Linked DNA regions of Homo sapiens: region 1 is linked to region 2. A link is an interaction called in ENCODE POLR2A ChIA-PET data of the cell type or tissue named here. Cell type or tissue: Panc1. All regions are shown on one strand. Each heading gives the region's core, and the rest is flanking DNA. Links, peaks and the distances in the headings are about the cores only.

What was found. Peaks named below come from ENCODE experiments on the same cell type or tissue, not always from the same donor. Only the 100,000 strongest peaks of a DNase experiment are listed, where the experiment ranks them.
Region 1: POLR2A ChIA-PET joins it to region 2 with 5 read pairs; 13 of 35 experiments call an interaction of 5 or more read pairs at or near these places.

What each region holds. Positions count from the first base shown.
Region 1 is chr1:8,706,319-8,711,705 of GRCh38, forward strand. All of the region lies in intron 1 of RERE (arginine-glutamic acid dipeptide repeats), which reads right to left. Among named protein-coding and RNA genes, the nearest start is that of RERE, 110 kb to the right of the region's middle. RefSeq lists an enhancer at 4,005-4,505. In Panc1, for the core only: no CTCF peak of the experiment used is centred there; no DNase peak of the experiment used is centred there; H3K27ac peaks cover 3,144 bases.
Region 2 is chr1:8,800,073-8,805,459 of GRCh38, forward strand. All of the region lies in intron 1 of RERE (arginine-glutamic acid dipeptide repeats), which reads right to left. Among named protein-coding and RNA genes, the nearest start is that of RERE, 15 kb to the right of the region's middle. In Panc1, for the core only: no CTCF peak of the experiment used is centred there; no DNase peak of the experiment used is centred there.

The DNA.
Region 1 (5,387 bases), core at 60-5,059, 94 kb before region 2:
AGGAGGATTTTTATCCCCATTTTATGAAGATATAAAATAATTGTGCCTGGGGTTACTCAAAAACACAGAGATCCTAACTAGTGTCCTATTTCCAAGCTACACTTTTTAAGAGTTAATGAAGTATAGAAGCCATCGCTAGTTTATTCAAGCCAAGTTCTTCCTATTACCCAGCCCTTAAGGGATATGCAAACAGCCACAGGTAAACTGGACAGAGGACTAAATCTTGTATACACACAGAGCAATATAAACAGAATATAAAACTTAGAAAGTACTTTGTACACTAGTTTGTCTTCAAAGCTTCTCAGAATGCAAAAGCACTACCAAATTCTGCTGTGAATGAGGGGAGTTCATTCTTACCTCCCTTTTACACTGAACTTACTTTATTTTCAGGTTTTTTTCTCTAAGTAACAGACCTGACATGGAAGCCTTCGAAAGAGCTCTTTCCACCTAGGAACTCAATGGTGGGTGTACTCCTCAAAGTGAAACATTTGTTTTAACCCTCATTAGTATGAGTTTGTAAATTACTTTGTGAAGAGGAAAAATCAAAGTTATTACAACAAAAACTATAATTTTTCAGGTGTTTTGCACATGACCACATGAAAAAGTAATAGGAAGAATAATTATGTAAGATAAATGAAAAATATTAGATATACCACATCCCTCCCAAATTAATACTCATTATGACTGTCAGCATTCCACAAGGGATTCCTTGGTTCCCATGTTATCTCCCTGGCCTGGTCTGCACCATTGCTTCTTTTTGTCCTAAGCTCCATTCCACACAAATTCCAGCTCTCCGTTTCCATAACACCCGTCATTTATCAAAACAACCCTGTCAAGTTGAGTACCATTAACAGATAATGAGAGGAGACAACAGATGTGGCTGGAAGCAAAGCACTCTATATTCTACAGGCCTCAGCATGCAGCCAAGTGAGCTGACATCTGACTTTATCCTAACAGTTATAATTAAATCGAAAGTCTAGTTAAACTAACATTAAAGCTATGACCAGAAACATCACACAGGGGAAATGTGAAGGGGAACCTTAGCAATAGCTGAACAGGACCCACATTATTCCAGACCCTTAACCTGGAGCAACCACCCTGCATGGACTCTCTCCACCACTCCGCTCTGTCACAGCAAAGGAAGAATCATAACCATATCTTCTGAAGATGGCAACTTTGGGCCACTTTCCAAGACCACCGAGGCAGCAAGGAAACTGCATTTTTACATGAAAGTTTAAACAGTAGCACTCATTTAATAACACTAATAAGTGTCAAAATTCTAACTATCAAGTTACCTGAGACAATCAACATTCTTTCCTATAGCATTATCCAGTACAACCATTCAGACCAAGTAATTTAGCTCACCCATGTCAAAATGTCAAAAGTACACCCCAACGTCATCCAGCAAACAGTGACTGAATCCAGGATTGTATTAGTACCAGTTAGCTATGTCCGCATAGGATGCTAGGGTGGAGAGGATTTGATTTGTAACACAGTACTCCACTTTTATCCACAGTTTCGCTTTCCAAGGCTTCAGTTACCCTGAGTCAACTACAGTTCAAAAATAGGTGACTAAGGTACAGTAAGATACTTTGAGAGGCCACATTCATATAATTTTCATTACAATGTATTGTTATAATTGTTCTTATTATTGATAATTTAATTTCCCTTATAAATCAAATTTTATCATAGGTAGGTATGTGTAGGAAAATAGTAAAAACAGGGTTCAGTATTATCCAGTTTCAGGAACCCACGGGGGCCTTGGAACACATTCCCAAGGGTAAGAGGAAACTACTGTCCTATACAGAATACGGAGGGATATGGTTTGGCTCTTTGTCCGCATCCAAATCTCATCTTGTAGCTCCCATAATTCCCACATGTTGTGGGAAGGACCCGGTTGGAGATAACTGAATCATGGGGGCAGGTCTTTCCCATGCTGTTTTCGTCATAGTGGATAAGTCTCACAACATCTGATGGTTGCTTTTTTGTTTTTGTTTTTGTTTTTGTTTTGAGGCGGAGTCTCACTCTGACCCCCAGGCTGGAGTGCAGTGGCATGATCTCAGCTCACCGCAACCTCTGCTCACCACAACCTCCACCTCCCAGGTTCAAGCAATGCTCCTGTCTCAGCCTCCCAAGTAGCTGGGGACTACAGGTGTGTGCCACCACACCCAGTTAATTTTCTATTTTTAGTAGAGATAGGGTTTCACCATGTTGGCCAGCTGGTCTGGAACTCCTGACCTCACTGAATCCACCCACCTCAGTCTCCGAAAGTGCTGGAATTACAGGCATGAACCACTGAACCCGGCCAATCTGACGGTTTTAAAAATGGGAGTCTCCCTGCACAACCTCTCCATCTCTTTGCCTGCTGTCATCCATAGAAGATGTGACTTGCTCTTCTTTGCCTTCCGCCTCCCCAGCCACGTGGAACTGTGAGTCCACTAAACCTCTTTTCTTCCCAGTCTCTGGTATGTCTTTATCAGCAGCATGAAAATATACTAATACATGGAGTTACAATTTTAAGCAAACTATCTACTTCTTTTGCTTTTCCAACTCACCAAAATGTCACTAGACAACAAAAACTCTGGAGTTTTTTTTTTTTTTTTTTTTTTTTTGAGACAGAGTCTCACTCTGTCGCCCAGGTTGGAGTGCAGTGGTGCAATCTCGGCTCACTGCAAGCTCCATCTCCTGGGTTCACGCCATTCTTCTGCCTCAGCCTCCCGAGTAGCTGGAACTACAGGTGCCCGCCACCACACCCAGCTAATTTATTTTTTTTGTATTTTTTTAGTAGAGACGGCGTTTCACCGTGTTAGCCAGGATGGTCTCGATCTCCTGACCTCATGATCTGCCCGCCTTGGCTTCCCAAAGTGCTGGGATTACAGGCGTGAGCCACCGTGCCCGGCAACTCTAGAGTTTTTAAAAGAAAAAAGAAAAATATAAAATTCTTGAAGCTCTTTTAGATTTTTTAATTTTTTTTTTTCTTATATTGAGACAGGGTCTCAGTATGTTGCCCACGTTGGTCATGAACTCCTGAGCTCAAGCAATCCACCCACCTCGGCCTCCCAAAGTGCTAAGATTACGGGTGAGCCACGGCACCCAGCTCCCTTGTAGATTTTTTTTAGAGTATATGGTCCTACGGAAAATCCAAGCAATTCCACTTAACAGGCTGAAGGTTTACCAGGCTCTTCTCTAGAACATAGGTACAAAAGCATGCACATATACATAAAAACATATGTATTCATTTGTCTGAGGGTTCACTTGTTGATTTTTTGTCACAAAGATGAAATCCCACTATTTATGTTATACAGCAAGTCACTTCTCTCACTTTACAGAAGACCATTAACATCCCATTCTTGTTTATTACTGCAAAGAACTGAACAGTGTGGGAGTCCCATAATTATTATATAACAAGCCCCTTATTGAGTCTTTTTCACATTTTTTACTCTTATAAACAGTGCTACAACAAACTTCTTTGTGCATACATGTATTTCTACACTGAAGGAATCCCTAGTTCAATGAATATACACTCTTTCAGAGAGAGTCAAACAGCCATCCAAAAGCTGTACAACTTATACTCTTACCAGCAGTGGGTCCTGGTCCTGTTCCCATACTCTTATTCTGGTTTTTGTTGGTTTGGTTTTGGATTAGGCACTCTCTTGGATCTCCTACCTTTCTGGCGATTCTCTCTTTCTTTCCATGACTCCTCCTAAATACAAGTAGTCCCTGTCAAGCCTCCTTTTATCACATTCGGCCATCTCACATCAGTGAAAAGATCCACTCTCAAGCTGTTTCTGTGTTTGTGATTCCAAAATTTGATTTTTCCAGCTGAGCTTGCTTCTTAGCAAGAGGCCCACATATGCAAATGCCCTATGGGTTCCACCATAATGGCATTCCACAGACACTCTCAATCCCAAACCAAATCAAAATGTTCTTCCCCCTAAGTCCTGGGGGGACTGTTGCAATCTACGTAATATACTCTTGAATATACTGTTGCAGTCTACGTAATATACTCTTGAAAAATAACTAGAAATAACATCAGATTATAAAAAGAAAACAAAAAGCCCAAGACAGACTGGCCTTTAGTAAAACTCTGAATAGCACACTTTAAAGTGAAATAACATAGGTACAACATTAAGGTTGGGCATTAGTTACAACCTTCCTTCATGTTTTACTTTCCAACATAGTCCCAAACATAGATATTTGTTTGTTTGTTTGTTTTTTGAGACGGAGTCTCGCTGTGTCACCCAGGCTGATGTGCAGTAGCATGATCTCGGCTCATTGCAAGCTCCGCCTCCCAGGTTGATGCCATTCTCCTGCCTCAGCCTCCCTAGTAGCTGGGACTACAGGTGCCCACCACGCCCGGCTAATTTTTTGTATTTTTAGTAGAGACGGGGTTTCACCGTGTTAGCCAGGACGGTCTCAATCTCCTGACCTCTTGATCCGCCTGCCTCAGCCTCCCAAAGTGCTGGGATTACAGGCGTGAGCCACCGTGCCTGGCCATAGTCCCAAACATATTTAAGAGTGATAGGCCAGGCGGAGTAGCTTACACCTGTAAACTACTGGGATTACAGTAGCAAAGTGCTGTAATCCCAGCACTTTGGGAGGCCAAGGCGGGTGGATCACTTAAGGCCAGGAGTTCAAAACCAGCCTGACCAACATGGCAACACCCCATCTCCATTAAAATTACAAAAATTAGCTGGGCATGGTGGCGCATGCCTATAATCCCAGCTACTCGGGAGGCTGAGGCAGGAGAATCACTTGAACCTGGGAGGCGGAGGCTGCTGTGAGCCCAGATCGAGCCACTGCACTCCAGCCTGGGTGACAGAGTGTGACTCTGTCTCCAAAAAAAAAAAAAAAAAAAAAAAAAAAAAAGGGAGTGATAAACTGCTAATAAGTATTTAAAGTATTATATCATGAAATACATTATCAGCATTATAAAAATATACTCCAGAAAACAAAAAATACAACTTTCCACTAGGCTCCCGGGGGCATCACAGCAAACTGTTATGACATTAGTCATCAATCGAAGGTCAGGCCTGGAGGTTTTAGTTTTTGGAAGTGTGCAGCCGTCTCATGGATGTAGCCCTAAACCAACTTCAGACAGAGAGCAAGACCTCTTAGATAGCACATGCTTTAAATATGTTTAAGGACATTTTCATTTTTATTTCAAAACTCACTAGAGATCTCAGACTGTGCAGATCAAATTATTAAATTCCAATAGAGCGATACGTTGAAAAGCCAAAGCAGGGTTAAGAAGAGAAATTTCTCGTTTGGAAAAGGGTTTTACAGATTTAAAAACAAACAGTTTTGTGGAAGAAAGAGCTCAGGGATGCAGGGCCTCAATGGGATGTTTAAAATGAGGCCCCTCGTGTATTTTGAACTGATGATAT
Region 2 (5,387 bases), core at 200-5,199:
CAAAGTGCTGAGATTACAGGCGTGAGCCACCGCACCTGGCCAGTGTTGGTGTATTTTATGTGTGGCCCAAGATATTTCTTCTTCTCCCAATGTGGCCCAGGGAAGCCAAAAGATTGGACACCCCTGCAGTGAGCCATGATCACACCACTGCACTCCAGCATGGGCTACAGAGTGAGACTCTACGTCAAAAAAAAAAAAAATACATAAATTAAATGACTAAAATCCAGAAATTGCAGTCTTTAAAGAGTAAATTTTATAGCATGTGACCAATCTCAATGAAGCTTTTATTATTTAAATGTGTTTTAAAAATAAATGACACTCAGAACGAAGTATTCCATATAACATAAACCACCTGTCTCTATGACTGAGAGACCACGAAAGTATATCTTAAAATTCTGATATATGAAAAGATCATCAACTTCATTCATGGTCAAAGAAATGCAAATTCAAATGATACTGTAGGAGCCAGGCACTGTGGTACACACCTGTAGTCCCAGCTACTCAGGAGGATCACTTGAGCCCAAGAGTTAAGAGGCTGCAGTGAGCTATGATTGCGCCACCACACTCCAGCCTGAGAAAGAGAGATTCCGTCTCTAAAAAAACTTTGTAAGGGCCAGAAGTGGTGGCTCAGACCTGTAATCCCAGCACTTTGGGAGGCCGAGGCGTGTGATCACTTGAGGTCAGGAGTTTGAGACCAGCTTGGCCAACACAGTGAAACCCCATCTCTACTAAAAATACAAAAATTAGCTGGGTGTGGTGGCACACGCCTGTAGTCCCAGCTATTCGAGAGGCTGAGGCAGGAGAACCACTTGAATTTGGGAGCCGCAGGTTGCAGTGAGCCGAGATTGCGCCACTGCACTCCACCTGGGTGATACAGCAAGACTCAGTCTCAAAAAAATTGTAAGGCCAGGCATGGTGGCTCACGCCTGTAATCCTAGCACTTTGGGAGGCTGAGGTAGGTGGAGTGCTTGAGTCCAGGAGTTCGAGACCAGCCTGAGCAACATGGTAAAACCCCGTTTCTACAAAAAATACACAAATTAGCCAGGTGTGGTAGTGCATTCCTGTAGCCTCAGCTACTGGAGGGGGTTGAGATGGGAAGATCGCTTGAGCCCAGGAGGTTGAGGCTGCAGTCGGCCCTGATCGCGCCACTGCACTCCAACCTGGACGGCAAAACAAGACCCTGTCTCAAAAAAAATTGTTCTTTTTTTTTTTTTGAGACGGAGTTTTGCTCTTGTTGCCCAGGCTGGAATGCAATGGCACAGTCTCGGATCACCGGAACCTCCACCTCCCAGATTCAAGTGATTCTCCTGCCTCAGCCTCCTGAGTAGCTAGGATTACAGGCATGTGCCACCACGTCAGGCTAATTTTGTAATTTTAGTAGAGATGGGGTTTCTCCATGTTGGTCAGGCTGGTCTTGAACTCCCAACCTCAGGTGATCTGCCCACCTTGGCCTCCCAAAGTGCTGGGATTACAGGTGTGAGCCACCGCGCCTGGCCAAAAAAAAAATGTTCTTAATGAAAAGATATCATTGTACACATTTCCACCTATCAGATTAACAAAGATTATAAAATTTCATAATATCCAGGGATGGTGAGAAGGAAATGAAAACCCTAAAATATTCTGTGCATACACAGGCATATCTTTGGGGGCAATTTATTTACAGCTTTCAAAATAAAAAGTAAACATAACCCACTGATTCAGCAACTCTACTTAAGAGCTTATCCTATACACATACTTGTACAATAGTACAACAGTACAGATATGAGGATGCGAACCAAAGAGTCTGAGACAATTTAACTGTCCATCAATGGGAAAAGTGAAGTTTACATCCATACAGCGTCCGATTATGCAGTTGTTTTCAAAAACAAACCTGAGTTATAAGTATTGAATTGAAAAATATGTTTGGAATTTTTTTAAATTCAAGATACTATCTATAGTATGCTTATATATGCAGAGAAAATGTCTGGAGGAATACTGAATTGTGTGAAAGTGATTACAATGAGTATATATTAATTTTATAATTATAATTTGTATTTCATTTGAACACATGAAGCTATCAAATAAAGTCATTTAACCCTGGTGTTAAATCAGCCTATGCTATGATCCCAACCTATCTTTCCAGTGCTCTATGGTTCTGGCCAAACCAGTCTGTTCCTTCTTTGAGAAACCAGTCCCAAGGACTCCCTCTCCAAAATGCTCTTACTATGTGGTCTGAACAGCTACCCGCTACAGCTTCAAATACAAATTACCTGAGTTGAAAAAACTACGCCTGCCTGCATCTGCTATAAAACATTTTAAAAGAGATCTTTTTTAAAAAGAAAATTGAAACACAATTTAATAATCCCCATCATAGAAGCAGCAAAAGTACTCACCATTTCCCAAGTTTTCCAGGCTCTGTGCCTTTGCTTCATGCAATTTCCTGCCTCAAATCCTCTTAGCTACTTATCACATGTCCAAATCCTGCCAATCCTTCAAAACACAGGTGACACACCAACTCCTACACCAAATCTTCCCTAATGCCCCCATCCAGAGCTGATTCTCTTTCTTAAACCACAGTATCAACACCTTTTGAGGCACTTTCTTCTACCTAGTACTCAGTTGTGTACATGTCTCATCTTTCCCATTAATGAGAAAATCATCATGGGCACAATCTCTGTCTTGGTCATTTTGTATGCCCTATTTTGCTACATTAATTAAACTTGTATTTCACTAAAGCATATAATAAAAAGAAAGGGGCAAGAATCTAAAAGTTAAAAAAAAACAGGCTTTTAGTATGCATTCATTTGAATTAGGTCTTGTTTACCTGCAACAAACGCTATGTAAGAAAAGTACGAAAGGTAAGATCCTTCCCTCTCCATCCAGCTGCCCAGGGCCCTGGTATGCCTCCTGAAAAGGCAATAACTATGGGTTCTAAGAAGTCCTTGGACACTGCAACTTCTTAACACATTCAGGACATTGGAACTAAGTTGACAAAAAGAATTTATAAGTTATATTTTAAAATAAATTTATTTATGACAATTACACAATTGCACAGTTTACATGCTGAGGCAAAATATGACGTTCAATACATGGGAAGATAAACTGTATAAAACTATCTGAGCTGTGAAAAGAAGTCACTGTTCGGCCAGGTGCAATGACTTAACGCCTGTAATCCCAGCACTCTGAGAGGCCGAGGCGGGAGGATCACGAGATCAAGACCATCCTGGCCAACATGGTGGAACCCCATCTCTACTAAAAATACAAAAATCAGCTGGGCATGGTGGCACATGCCTGTAAGGTCCCAGCTACTCGGGAGGCTGAGGCAGGAGAATCGCTTGAACCCGGGAGGTGAAGGTTGCAGTGAGCCAAGATTGTGCCACTGCACTCCAGCCTGGGGACAGAGTGAGACTCTGTCTCAAAAATAAAAATAAAAAAAAAGAAGTCACTGTTCATTATCGACCATCACAGAATAAATATTCCAAGGCTACATATAATCCCAAGTTACTAAAGTTTTGAAGGGGAAGGTTGGTCTGGTTTTCTGTTTTTTTGAGACAGAGTCTCACTCTGTTGCCCAGACTGAAGTGCAATGCAGCCTTGACCTCCCAAGCTAAATCAATTCTCCCCCCTCAGCATCGCGAGTAGCTGAGACTACAGGTGCACACCACCATGCCTGGTTTTTTGTTTTTTTTTTTTAGAGACTGGGTTTTGCCATGTTGTCCAGGCTGGTCTCAAACTCTTGGGCTCAAGTGATCTGCCTGCCTCAGCCCCACAAAGTGCTGGGATTACAGGCATGTGCCACTGTGCCCAGCCAACTAAAGTTTCTGTAGCGTCAAAAGTGTTTAAGGATTCCACAAAGACTAAATTCTCACTAAGCTATGCAAACAAAGGTGCTAAACCATTCCAACCAAAATATGAAAGAAACATGTAGATGTTTTATAAAGCTAGATTTCCTAAGAAATATTAATATTAATGAAAACTTTTCTCAATATATTAATAGAAACAAGATGTCTGCACATTTTTCCAGTTTATAGATGTTAAAAATTAAGTCTCAACAAGGTCTTTAATCATATGTGTATAATCCTAAGTGTATAACAACTTAGGAAATTTCAGTAATTATTCCTACAATAATGAATCACATAAAATATATATATGTACACATGGCAGATTATGCTACCAAGATCAGAATGTTCAAATCAGAAGGCAGTTCATCTTGTTAGAAAATTTACCCAGCAATAAAAATCTGAAGCCATCGTTAGATCAAGACAAATTTCAGTGAAAATTCTATACTGGATACTGAACTGGAGGTGGGGGGTTATTCTTACAAATAATACTGAAGGATTACAATAATACTGTCAAATTATCAAATGTGTTAATACTACATTAGCCATTCTACTGGTATTTATGGCACAAACTGCCAGATGTAGTGCAATACTGATTCTTCCCTTCCTCCAGAGTAAGAGAACCCCTGATTTTTGACTAGGCACATAGTAATTTCCAGCACAGAATATACTTTCTAGCTTCTCTTGCAGTTATGTGTGACCTTGTGATTCCGTTATAATCGAAGGGACACAGCAGAAGCGATATGTACAATTTCTGGAAAGTATCTTCACAAGAAGGGAGTGTGCCCAGCTTTTGCCTTTTCCTCCTTCCTGCTGGTGAGAATGCAGAACTGATGTGAGAAAGTGGAGAAGCCACCTCTGACAAAAAGGAAAGAGTTACATGTTGAAGGCTGGGTCCCCTAATGAGCATGAAGGTAGCATACTGGTTCAGGACTGTCTATGAGATACATGAAAGAAAGGAAACTTCTATCTTGTTTAAGCCATTGTTATTTTTGGTTTCTACCACTCACTGCTGAATCTAATCCTATCTAACACACGGCAAAATTATAGAGAAAGAGTACTATATTTATTAAACTTTACTTTTTCAAATGATTTTTTTTGTTTTGTTTTGTTTTTGGTTTTTTTTTTTTTTTTTTTTGAGACAGAGTCTTGCTCTGTCACCCAGGCTGGAGTGCAGTGGCGTGATTTCGGCTCACCGCAACCTCGGCCTCCCAGGTTCAAGCGATTGTCCCGGATCCCGAGTAGCTAGGATTACAGATGCCCGCCACCATACCCAGCTATTAAATAATTTTGAATACATAGTTTAAACTTACTAGGATTAAAATAAACTCATTTTGGGGGGCCAGGCGCAACAGCTCACATCTCTAATCCCAGCACTTTAGGAATCCGAGGTGGGCGGATTGTCTGAGGTCAAGAGTTCCAGAACAACCTAGCCAATATGGTGAAACCCCATCTCTACTAAAAATACAAAAATTAAGCCAGGTGCAGTGGCTCTCGCCTATAATCCCAGCACTTTGGGAGGCTGAGGCAGGTGGATCACTTGAGGTGAGGAGTTCCAGACCAGCCTGG